Regions from separate parts of the Homo sapiens genome. Here all the other regions are linked to region 2. The links are chromatin contacts, found by Hi-C or POLR2A ChIA-PET in ENCODE. All regions are on one chromosome and are shown on one strand. Each heading gives the region's core, a stretch centred on a gene start or an enhancer-like site at or near the end of the contact. The rest is flanking DNA. Distances are from core to core; before and after follow the strand shown. Region 1 overlaps MAP3K8 (mitogen-activated protein kinase kinase kinase 8). Region 2 holds the start of MTPAP (mitochondrial poly(A) polymerase). Region 3 has its middle 64 kb from the start of MTPAP.

Evidence for each region. A loop is a pair of places that touch in the nucleus more often than their neighbours do. ChIA-PET counts read pairs that join two places held with the same protein, here RNA polymerase II (POLR2A). Pooled maps may share reads with other maps.
Region 1: a pooled map shows a loop between it and region 2 (2.2-fold over the local background). The contact joins the enhancer-like site here to the promoter of MTPAP in region 2. A Hi-C loop is called at or near these places in 3 of 50 pooled maps. POLR2A ChIA-PET finds 5 or more read pairs at or near these places in 2 of 52 experiments (OCI-LY7 and WTC11).
Region 3: a pooled map shows a loop between it and region 2 (4-fold over the local background). The contact joins the enhancer-like site here to the promoter of MTPAP in region 2. A Hi-C loop is called at or near these places in 2 of 37 single-sample maps with no recorded cell type and 5 of 50 pooled maps. POLR2A ChIA-PET finds 5 or more read pairs at or near these places in 7 of 52 experiments (GM10248, IMR-90, PC-3 and 4 more).

Annotation. Positions count from the first base shown.
Region 1 is chr10:30,454,462-30,457,869 of GRCh38, forward strand. The region is part of intron 6 of MAP3K8 (mitogen-activated protein kinase kinase kinase 8); the gene reads left to right. Among named protein-coding and RNA genes, the nearest start is that of MAP3K8, 22 kb to the left of the region's middle. Within about 2 kb of position 1,975, at least 22 of the 41 ENCODE cell types and tissues checked have a DNase peak (open chromatin) inside an H3K27ac peak, as active enhancers do; they include OCI-LY7, where a contact is called at or near this core.
Region 2 is chr10:30,347,825-30,351,109 of GRCh38, forward strand. MTPAP (mitochondrial poly(A) polymerase) reads right to left here and starts at 1,454. Exons shown (of 9, transcript NM_018109.4): 1 at 1,295-1,454. The coding sequence starts at 1,451. RefSeq lists enhancers at 1-434, 1,016-1,115, 1,126-1,195, 1,246-1,295, 1,326-1,465.
Region 3 is chr10:30,283,531-30,286,722 of GRCh38, forward strand. No RefSeq gene overlaps it. Among named protein-coding and RNA genes, the nearest start is that of MTPAP, 64 kb to the right of the region's middle. RefSeq lists an enhancer at 1,603-1,682. Within about 2 kb of position 1,506, at least 3 of the 41 ENCODE cell types and tissues checked have a DNase peak (open chromatin) inside an H3K27ac peak, as active enhancers do.

The sequences.
Region 1 (3,408 bases), core at 725-3,224, 110 kb after region 2:
AGAGACTGAGGTGGGAGGATTGCTTGAGCCCAGGATGAGGCTGCAGTGAGCTGTGATTATGCCACTGCACCCATAGCCTGGAAAATAGAACAAGACCTTGTCCTAAAAAAAAAAAAAACGCCAAGATTCTGTAAGTCCTTTCTCAACTCTCTCAAAGCCAGCACTCTCCCGGGCAGCAGAAGAAATCCTTGCTTTTGTGAATATTACTGAAGTTATTATTGAAAATGCTCGAGCGAGGATTCTTGACGGTTGTCTTTGAGCAGAACAATATTCAGAAGGGAAGCTGTACTTTTTTTTTTTTTTTAAGAATGCTTAGTCCCCAGATCTTAAGAATACTTTACCAAAGTGTGAGGTCTAATAAGACTTAATGCTTACGACATGTTTTCTTTGGAAAATGTTTCAGCATATTTGGCATTAGTCAGGAGTTCAGATATGTAATATTCCACCACCCTTTTTCCTGGAACCAGTTTGAAAAACAAACTATTTATGGTATTAAAGATGGAAAATACTTTTCTCTTCCTGGCAATGTGGTGAAGTTGAACATTTTGCAACATTGGAGAAAGAAGTGTTCTTTCTGGGGCTGTCTAGCGGAATGCATGGATATGAGATAATAACATATTTTACTCCTGAGTAGTATTTGGATCAGGTTTTTTTTGGCAAATGCAAATTGCTTTTTGTGAAGTGCAAAACTGTGCCTTGGTGTTTATAAATATAAACTCTCTTCTAATCAGCCTGCATTTAATATCTGCCTAGTACACACGAGTTGAAGTTTGATAATGAACAAAGTTGTGAAGTGACCAGTGAAACCTTTCAACAAGCTTGCTTTTACCCTTCCTACTTAAAGAGCCAGGAGATCTAATTAGTCAACTGTGCAGACTGGCTGATGTTAGAATTTGATCATGTGGCTACTGCACAGTCATAGACAATTTCTGATTTCTGCAGTATAGCTCCCAAATGCAAACCCTGGTTACCCCTGTTTGATTGCTCTCTCTAAGCATTGGTATTCAGAGCATTCTATTGTAACCATGTAATACACATCCAGGGTTAATCCAGCATATACAGAATAGACTGTTTTTGAGTTGCAAGGTACAGAGAGAGAATACATAGTGAATGCGAATAACAAATCAGAATTACTTTTAGAACTTGGTCCTTTTTGAAAAATCCTTCTAAGTCTGCTTGGTTTTACCTTTGTAAGTTAACATATAGTCATCACATGCACATATACGCACACACACGGTCTCTTTCCCTTTCTAATAAACATATTGAAAGGTGAAGGGTTCGATCGCTGACATCAAGGTTTTCTCTTGCTCCAGTGCCCTGCCCCGAGGGTGCAGAACTCTCAGAGAGCCCTGTGTTGGTCCCACCAGGGCTGTTTCATGCCTTCTAATCAGCCAGAGTGCTCGAACATTATGCCCTGCTGCTCCCTGATCTAACTGGTAGTTGGTAGAGCTTGAGGAACAAGAGCTCCGAGCCAGGAAGCTCTGGGGTTTCTACCTGAGTGGCAGCACCCAGGCCACCAGGCTTACAGATGTTCCATCCCCCCAGGCTGCCTAGGCGTGCAGTCACATAGAACCTGCAGAGCCACCTCTGCACAACCCCTGTGGGCTACACCAGCAGTGGGCACTCCGCCCAATCCTTGCTTTATTGGCAGGGAGGAGGGGGTACAGGAGAGAAGATAGGCATCCTCTATGGACAGTTAATAATACCCATTGCATTTCTTTTTCTTTTTTATTTGATTGTGGTAAGAACACTTAGCATGAACTCTACCCTCTCAACACATTTTTAAGTATACAATACACTATTGTTGACTATAGGTACAATGTTGTGCATTAATTTTTTAAGTTTGTGATATATTTAGTAGCAAAGTCCTTCTGGAAAGTCCTCTGGCTCTGCTGCAGGGAAAGCTTGAGAACGGGAGCTCAGTTTCACCTGTTTGCTGAGAGCAAAAGGAAGCTGGCCCGGAAGTGGCTTGCAGGAAGGAGTTGAGCAGGGTTAGGGTGGGGAGACTGGGCAGTTTCTCTGGTTTTTGTAAGCTAGTTCTCTAATTACTTACCCTGAAATGTGTTCCGGAAACACTGACCTCCATTCTCTTATTCACATGGCAGACAGTGTACAAGCTGTTTCAAGCGAAATACTGATAATCAGGATATTAACTACTATATGTCTGCACCAGCCATGAATACAAATCACTGGTCACCAGTGTTTGCTCTGTTCCTTTTTAAAAAAATGTTTAATTAAATTAGGTAACTAATTAATTTGTAAAGATGGGGGGTCTCCATCTTGTCCAGACTAGTCTCAAACTCCTGGGCTCAAGCAATCTTCCTGCCTCGGCCTTCCAAAGTGCTGAGATTCAGTGGCTCACGCCTGTAATCCCCACACTTTGGGAGGCCGAGGCAGGTGGATCACGAGGTCAGGAGTTCGAGACCAGCCTGGCCAACATGGTGAAACCCCATCTCTACTAAAAATACAAAAATTAGCCAGGCGTGGTAGCACATGCCTGTAATCCCAGCTAGTTGGGAGGCCGAAGCAGGAGAATAGCTTGAACCCGGGAGGCAGAGGTTGCAGTGAACCGAGATCGCACCATTGCATTCCAGCCTGGGTGACAGAGGGAGACCCCATCTCGAAAAAAAAAAAAAGCCAAAGTGCTGAGATTATAGACATGAGCCACCATGCCCCACCTCTCTTTGTTTCTTTCTTAAGTTTAGAAATAAATGCTCGTTAGAGAAACTATTTATAAAACCAGCCCTGTTTATTCAGCATGGACTCATGAGACCAAATATAACTTATACAATGTTAATATGGCTGCATTTAATATTTAGTCACTGGGCTACATAGTAGGTAAAAATAACAGATAGTTTGTAAAAATGACTCTTTAGAATCACTTCTACAATATTACACTTTATTTTTTAAGTTTTTCCCTTTCAAGAAATTTGTGTTAATACCCTATAGACTTCTATCACCTTTTATCATTGCAGATATTTAGAAGGTTAGCAGTGTAATGACAAACAGATAAAGAAGTCTGTTTGTAGTTCATTTAAATATAAAAGGAATTGGCGTTTTAGTTGAAAACTTAGCTACACCTGATCAGTGTACTGCAGAACTTTGATGAGTGGGAGTCCCTGATAGATTCCTGGTTCTAGGCTCTTTGCCACCAGATCAACCAGAAAAAGGTGGTGTTTTGTTTTGTTTTGTTTTGTTTTTTGAGACTGAGTCTCGCTCTGTCTCCCAGGCTGGAGTGCAGTGGTGCGATCTCGGCTCACAGCAGCCTCCGCCTTCCGAGCTCAAGCGATTCTCCTTGCCTCAGCCTCCCAAGTAGATGGGATTACAGGTGCCCATCACCATGCCCAGCTGATTTTTGTATTTTTAGTAGAGACCAGGCTGGTTTTGAACTCCTGATCCGCCCACCTC
Region 2 (3,285 bases), core at 204-2,703:
AGGTTGCCGTGAGCCAAGATCGTGCCATTGCACTCCAGCCTGGGTGACAGAGCAAGACTTCGTCCCGAAAAAGAAAAAAAAAAAACAGTGGGTTTTTTAATTTTTGCCACCGAATAGCTGAGTTTAGCTTGAACTACTCAAGCTACCCTTGGACTACCCTGTTCCCTCATCTATAAAATGGAGTAACAGTTATTTCCTTCCACACCTACGCTACAGGGTTGTTTCATATATCAAAGAGCATATGAACATACTCTCAAATTTAAACACCCATACAAATGTTAAATTACAATAGCTTTTTTGGCAGAATCCTTACTCAAATTTTCAGCGTTACTTAGAAATGTTCAACAGAAGTAGCTTCCACTAAATACAATCCAATCAATATTTGAATGAAATACATAAAGATTTCTCACTGCCTGCCAATGTAAGTCTTTTATACAGTCTGATAAAGACACCAGCTTATTTTAGGGAAAAAATAGCTCCAAGGAATCGTAGAAGTCAATACATTTTGTTTAATAATTTGACTAGAAGTCTAAATTAACTGAGCTAGTGACCTTGCCTAAGTTATTTACCTCTTTGAACCATTTTCTACATCTGTAAAATGGACACAGTGATACATTTCTTGCAAGATCGTTTTAAGAACTGTAAATAGAATACACAAGCTCTTGAGTCACAAGAGAGGTTCAATAACACTGGCTTCTCAATACACAAAGAAGCATATAAATGTAGAACGAACGCGGGACAACAGCCTGTTGCAGTGAATCCAAATCTGTTACCAGACTGATTTGGTTCAAAATGGCCAAAAAGAATAAAGTAAACGGCAGTACATTTCATAGACAGAACCCTATGTCTAGGAACCAAGAATCCTCTTGATTCATCAGGCTACAATATAACTCGGCCTCCAGCAACAACTTAATGTATCAAAATCAGAAATATACGTACACGATGCAGCGACTGGCTCAGGTGTGTAGCATTACTATCATTGGGAACACTATTTCGTCAAACTGTAAAGTGCAAGCAAACTGGGTTCCTGACCTGAATTTCATGGAAGTCTAAACAACTCCATTACTGTACACAGGAGTCGCCCCAAACAAACATCACACATCTCACTTCTGCCTCAGCAACGGCGGCGACCCTGGGTTCCCCTACAGAGATCAGAGGAGAGGAGAGGACAGGACACAGCCCCACCCTCTTGCCAAAGGGTCCACAGCCGTTTCCACAGGCCACGTGTTTCCCCGTGATCCCAGACTCCTCGCCCGCTGTGGGACGGAACTACAGGGCAAACCGGCGCCATCACCTGTCTCCACGCTCCCTGAAGGCTGCTCGTCTCTCCTAAGGTCTTTGGCCACAGTTCCTGGGCAACTCAAAAGCCTGACGATAGGCCGCTGGACTCGAGTTCTTCTCCGGGCACACAGGTTCAAACGGGTCAAGAGCCCCACGCCGGGAACCGCCATTGCTAAAAAAAAAAAAAAAAAAAAAACAGCACTAGCGCGAAGCTGAAAGGTCAGCGCGTTTTCGCGCATGCGTCGGGGGGGAGGGGGGGGGCAAAAGAAATGGGAAGCCTCGAGGGTCAAACTAGGCGAAAGAAGTTCGCTTTTAGAGGAAGAGAGGAAATTGAGGCCGGAAAGAAGATACCTAAGCTTTCAGACATGGTTTACTTCCACAGTCACACAATTTACCAAATGAAAAGTTCCATAGAAGGAGCGCTCCACCTACTCTTGTAAATAGCATCATGAAAATAGAACCAGAGCCCGGGCGCGGTGGCTCATGCCTGTAATCCCAGCACTTTGAGAGGCTGAGGGAGGTGAATCTCCTGACGTTACGGGTTCGAGACCAGCCTGGCTAACATGGCGAAACCTTGTCTCTACTAAAAAATACAAAAAAATTAGCTGGGCGTGATTACATGCCTGTAATCCCAGCTACTTGGGAGGCTGAGGCACGAGAATCACTTGAACCCAGGAGGCGAAGGTTGCAGTGAGCCGAGATCGCGCCACTGCACTTAAGCCTGTGCAACAGAGCGTGACCCTGTCTCAAAAAAAAAAAAAAAAAAAAAGTTAAAATAATGGAAAGGCTTTTAACCTCTCTGAAAGGGGCACCAGGAGCAGGCAGGGCATCATCATCTTCCTTGAACCATGTGAGGACATTTTACAACCTCTGCCAATATGCCTCAATTCAAATTAAAATTCAAGTGGTTTTGCCAGCCCCTCCTCCAAGTGAGAGGTACATACCTCATCTTAAAGCCATACGAAAGGCATTGGAGAGGACTGGTTCAGTCTTCTCATTTTGGACATGAGAAAGTGGGGCACAGATCAGACAACGACTGGCTATAGGTCACACCTGGGGAGTCAAAGTTTAAAGTCAGAGCTCTGCCCTTGATTCAAGGCTCCTCCTCAGTGCCTGTGTCATAACCAGTGGCCCTTGCTCGGGTGCCTGGGAAAAGGACATACGAAACAGTGCAAAGAAGCCTGCAACTGAAGGCAGCCTCCCCGGGGGAATACACTGCTGCTGGAGGCGAAAGGAAAAGCAAGGGGCCTCGCAATCGGAGCGTGAGAGAGGACAAACCAGCACCGGAACTGACTAGCCAGCTCTGTGTTAGCATGGTGCTATTGCCTTGCAGGTATTTTCCTTTTTAATCATCTCAACAAATCTGAGTGATTAAACCCATTTCATGGATGAGAACACGGAGGCTTAGAGACAGTAAGTAACTTGTCTAAGGTGGCCTCATTAGAAGTTGGCTGTGCTGGCTGGGTGTGGTGGCTCACGCCTGTAATCCCAGAACTTTGGGAGACCAAGGCGGGAGGATCACCTGAGGTCAGGAATTCCAGACCAGCCTGGCCAACATAGCGAAACCCTGTCTCTACTACAAATACAAACATTAGCCAGGTGTGGTGGTGGGCACCTGTAATCCCAGCTACTTGGGAGGCTGAGGCAGGAGAATCACTTGAACCCAGGAGGCAGAGGTTTCAGTGAGCCAAGATTGTGCCACTGCACTCCAGCCTGGCAACAGAGCAAGACTCTGTCTCAAAAAAAAAGTTGGCTGTGCCATTTGACCCCAGGTCAGTCCCCAGATCCTGGGCCTTCCACTCGGACACACACTCAAGGCCACCCTCAGGCCACACAGAGTCCTGCCACTCCCACATGGATGTTGAAGAATCTCAAAGTTAGATAGAAGTATATTTGATTTTGATACTTCCAAGGAAAGTCCTGCGTAAGCAATGAGTTTGGGGATGGATGTGAGGACTTTTTAATTTTTGTGGGGGATATTTAATCCCTTTAGCAGAATAAAAT
Region 3 (3,192 bases), core at 256-2,755, 64 kb before region 2:
CCTGAGACAGAGGGACCATGCTCCCTGTGTCCTAATGGGAAAGGGCTCTTCTTGAGTAGAAAGGTGATTACCAAGTTTTGCTTTCTCCTATAGATGAAACATGAGCAAAAACAGGGAAATGGAGACCTGGAAAAGAGAGGGCACAGAAACGGCCAGGTGGGTACACCTGTGATGCTGGTGGTGGGATTCGTTGGTGAACTACAGCCTGTAGGCCAAATCCAGCCCACTACCTGATTTTGCATGGCCCAGGAGTGAAGGATGGTTTGTTTGTTTTTTTGTTTGTTTGTTTTACATTAAAATGATTGAGAAATAAATTTTTTAAAAGAATATTTCATGACTTGTGAATAGTATATAAAATTCACATGTCATAAATAAAGCTTTATTGGAACATGCCAGACCCATGCACTTACATATTGTCTAGGGCTTCTTTCCCCCATGTAAAGTTGAGTAGTTTTACAGAGATCATATGGGTTCCAAAGCCTAAAATATTTACTATGTGACCCTTTACTGAAAAAGTTTGCTGACCCCTGCCTTGTAGTATGACACATGGATTTTTGGAAGAGTAAAACAAATTTAACATTTGCTGAGCACTCCTTCTTACCCAGCATGGCTATAGACTCTTCTCATGTATTTAATATAATTTTGTGAACAACCCTATAAGGCAGGTACTATTATTATCTTCATTTCACACATAAGAAAGTTAAGACACCTCGGTAATTTTCTCAAAGTCAGGTCATTAGTGAGTAGAAAAACTGGGATACGAACCCAGGCTGTCCAATTCCAGAGCAATAATCTAGTTAGATTTTCTGGCTTGTTATGGGATGGAATTCCTGCTAGCTGTCCCTCAAAAATGTCAGTATCGCTATGCAAACCATCATTTACTTGATTAGTCTTGCTGTGGAGAAAGGGATTGGGCTGTGCCTACACTTGGGGCACAACGGGAGAGGACACAACAGGAGGGGACAGTAGCCTTGAGAAGTGGCACCAGTTCACTCCTGGGCTTTACATTTGATGGCGTCATAGAATGGAGGAAATCATTGTGTGTGTGTGTGTGTGTGTGTGTGTGTGTGTGTGTGTGTGTGTGTGTGGTGTATACATAGCAAATGTCTCGAAGGTCCCATCCCAAACTGCATATAGCATTTGCCCTTCAGGAGTGAAATGGATAATGTAAAATTGGGAGCTGTCTACATTTTAATCCTACGTTGTTTGAAATTTTAAGTGAGGTTGTAGTCTTTGTATTGCTATTTTCAGAAACTCATATAAACATGGTGAAAAGAACTCTCTGGCCTGATTTTCCCTTTTGTGAGGTAAATTGACTTAACTCTTCTTTAAGTTTCCTAGGTTTTGAGAAGAGATAGATTATTTAATAATCTATTTCCCCAGGATGGCACCTAGAGGAAAAGATTATCCAGCCACCAAGAAATGCCCAGCTCCTCTATTTATGATGAACCTGACTTAATCAGGAGTAGAAGGCACATTTCTTCTTTTCAGAGTTACACAAGGGCCCTGGGTTTCCTGTTGACATGAAGATATTCACACCCTTCAGAGGATGGAACCCTTCACAAACAGCTTATCATCTGTTCCACTTTCTGCTCTTAGAGATGAAATAGGAAGTTTCTTCTTTGTTCAAAGATTAAGGAAACCACTGTTTCCCTGTTGAGATGGGGAAAGACGTACCATCCTGGGATCTTCATGTCTCAGAAGGATTATATACATTTTCCCTTGTCTTCCCTGCAAAGGAATGAGAGAAAGAACAGTCCCAGGGTTTGGCCACTGAAGGCTGGAAAGGGATGGCAGGGCCCTCCCACACTTAGTCATTACTCATGCATGAGGGCAGCTCCCAGCCCTCAGCTCTGGAGGGGTGGTGAGGGCTGGTTTTCCTGGGCTCTGCTAGGTATCTGCTTGGTATCTTGGGGAACTATCTCAAATTGAGTGAAAGAGCAGTGAGTGTTGCTTCCATTTTCGGTACACCACTGAAAATGAAGTACTTGTACAAGCTGGACATTTGAGTTTCACTTCTCTTGTAATGTTGAATACAGACTCCTAATTTAAAGACATGTATCTAAGGGACAAATAATTGCACTGATCCAAGAAGGGCTGGGCTCCTGGCTAAACTCTATCCTGAAGCCTGGAACCTTGGCCCTAAGTGAAAACAGCCAACCCCATTTTTCCACCCAAATGATTTCCTTTTTGGCCCACCCCGCCCCCTATCCTGTGCCCACAAAAAACCAGACTTCAGCTGGTAGAGGGAAAAAAAACACACACATACAAAAGCTGCTGACTGTCGGGGATACAAGCAGCTGAGTGGTGAGCAGAGAAGCAGCAACTGCGTACTGTAGAATATGGATAAACGCAGCTAACTTCAGACGGTGCGGCTTCAGAGGGGAGCCTGGCTGGAGACAGGCTGGGCTTCAGGGAAAGATCACCTTCTTCCCACTCGATCCCCTTTCCAGCTCCCCTTCCACCGAGAGCCACTTGCACTGCTCAATAGTCTTCTGCACCAATCATCTTTCAAACAGTTCATGTGACCTGATTCTCCCAGAATATTGAACAACAACTCGGGTGTCAAAAAGAGCAGGTGCAGAAGGCTGTCACCCTAACCTTTTACTGAGCTGTTAACACTTAGCCATCCACAGACTGCAGGCTGCAGGCTGAGTGAAATGAGTCACTCCAGTTCCACGAAGGGGGTCAAAGTCAAGGAAAAATCTCATCTTAACACAACCCATAATGTAATAGTGTGCAATATCTTTTCTAGTAATCACAGTTTTTGTAAAAAATCAGTATAAAGCTGTCAAGTTTTCTTTCTTAGAAAAGATCTGTTATATTTTTCTGAAATCATCTTCTTTATCTTTTGCAGGGAGGAATGTCCTTCCTTTTATGAAATTAAATAAGAGCCCCTATAATTTGCAAGAAACTGTTCTAAGTCCTAAGGAATTGGCAGCGAACAAAATGCAGCAAGTCTCTAAACTTGTAGAGCAAATTTTTTTCCAGAATAAAATGTAGCTTTATTATGACATAGGAAAGACTGCAAACCATTAGGGGAGGACGAGGAGTCAAATTGATGCAGGATTATTTTCTTGACTGTTTCGTGGGACTCGTGACAGGGGTGCCCTGTTTACTCAGCCCACCCCGCTTAACCCCTTGTAGGAGGGAGCACACAAGCAAATGAATGGAGGAACCGGCTGGCTGCTC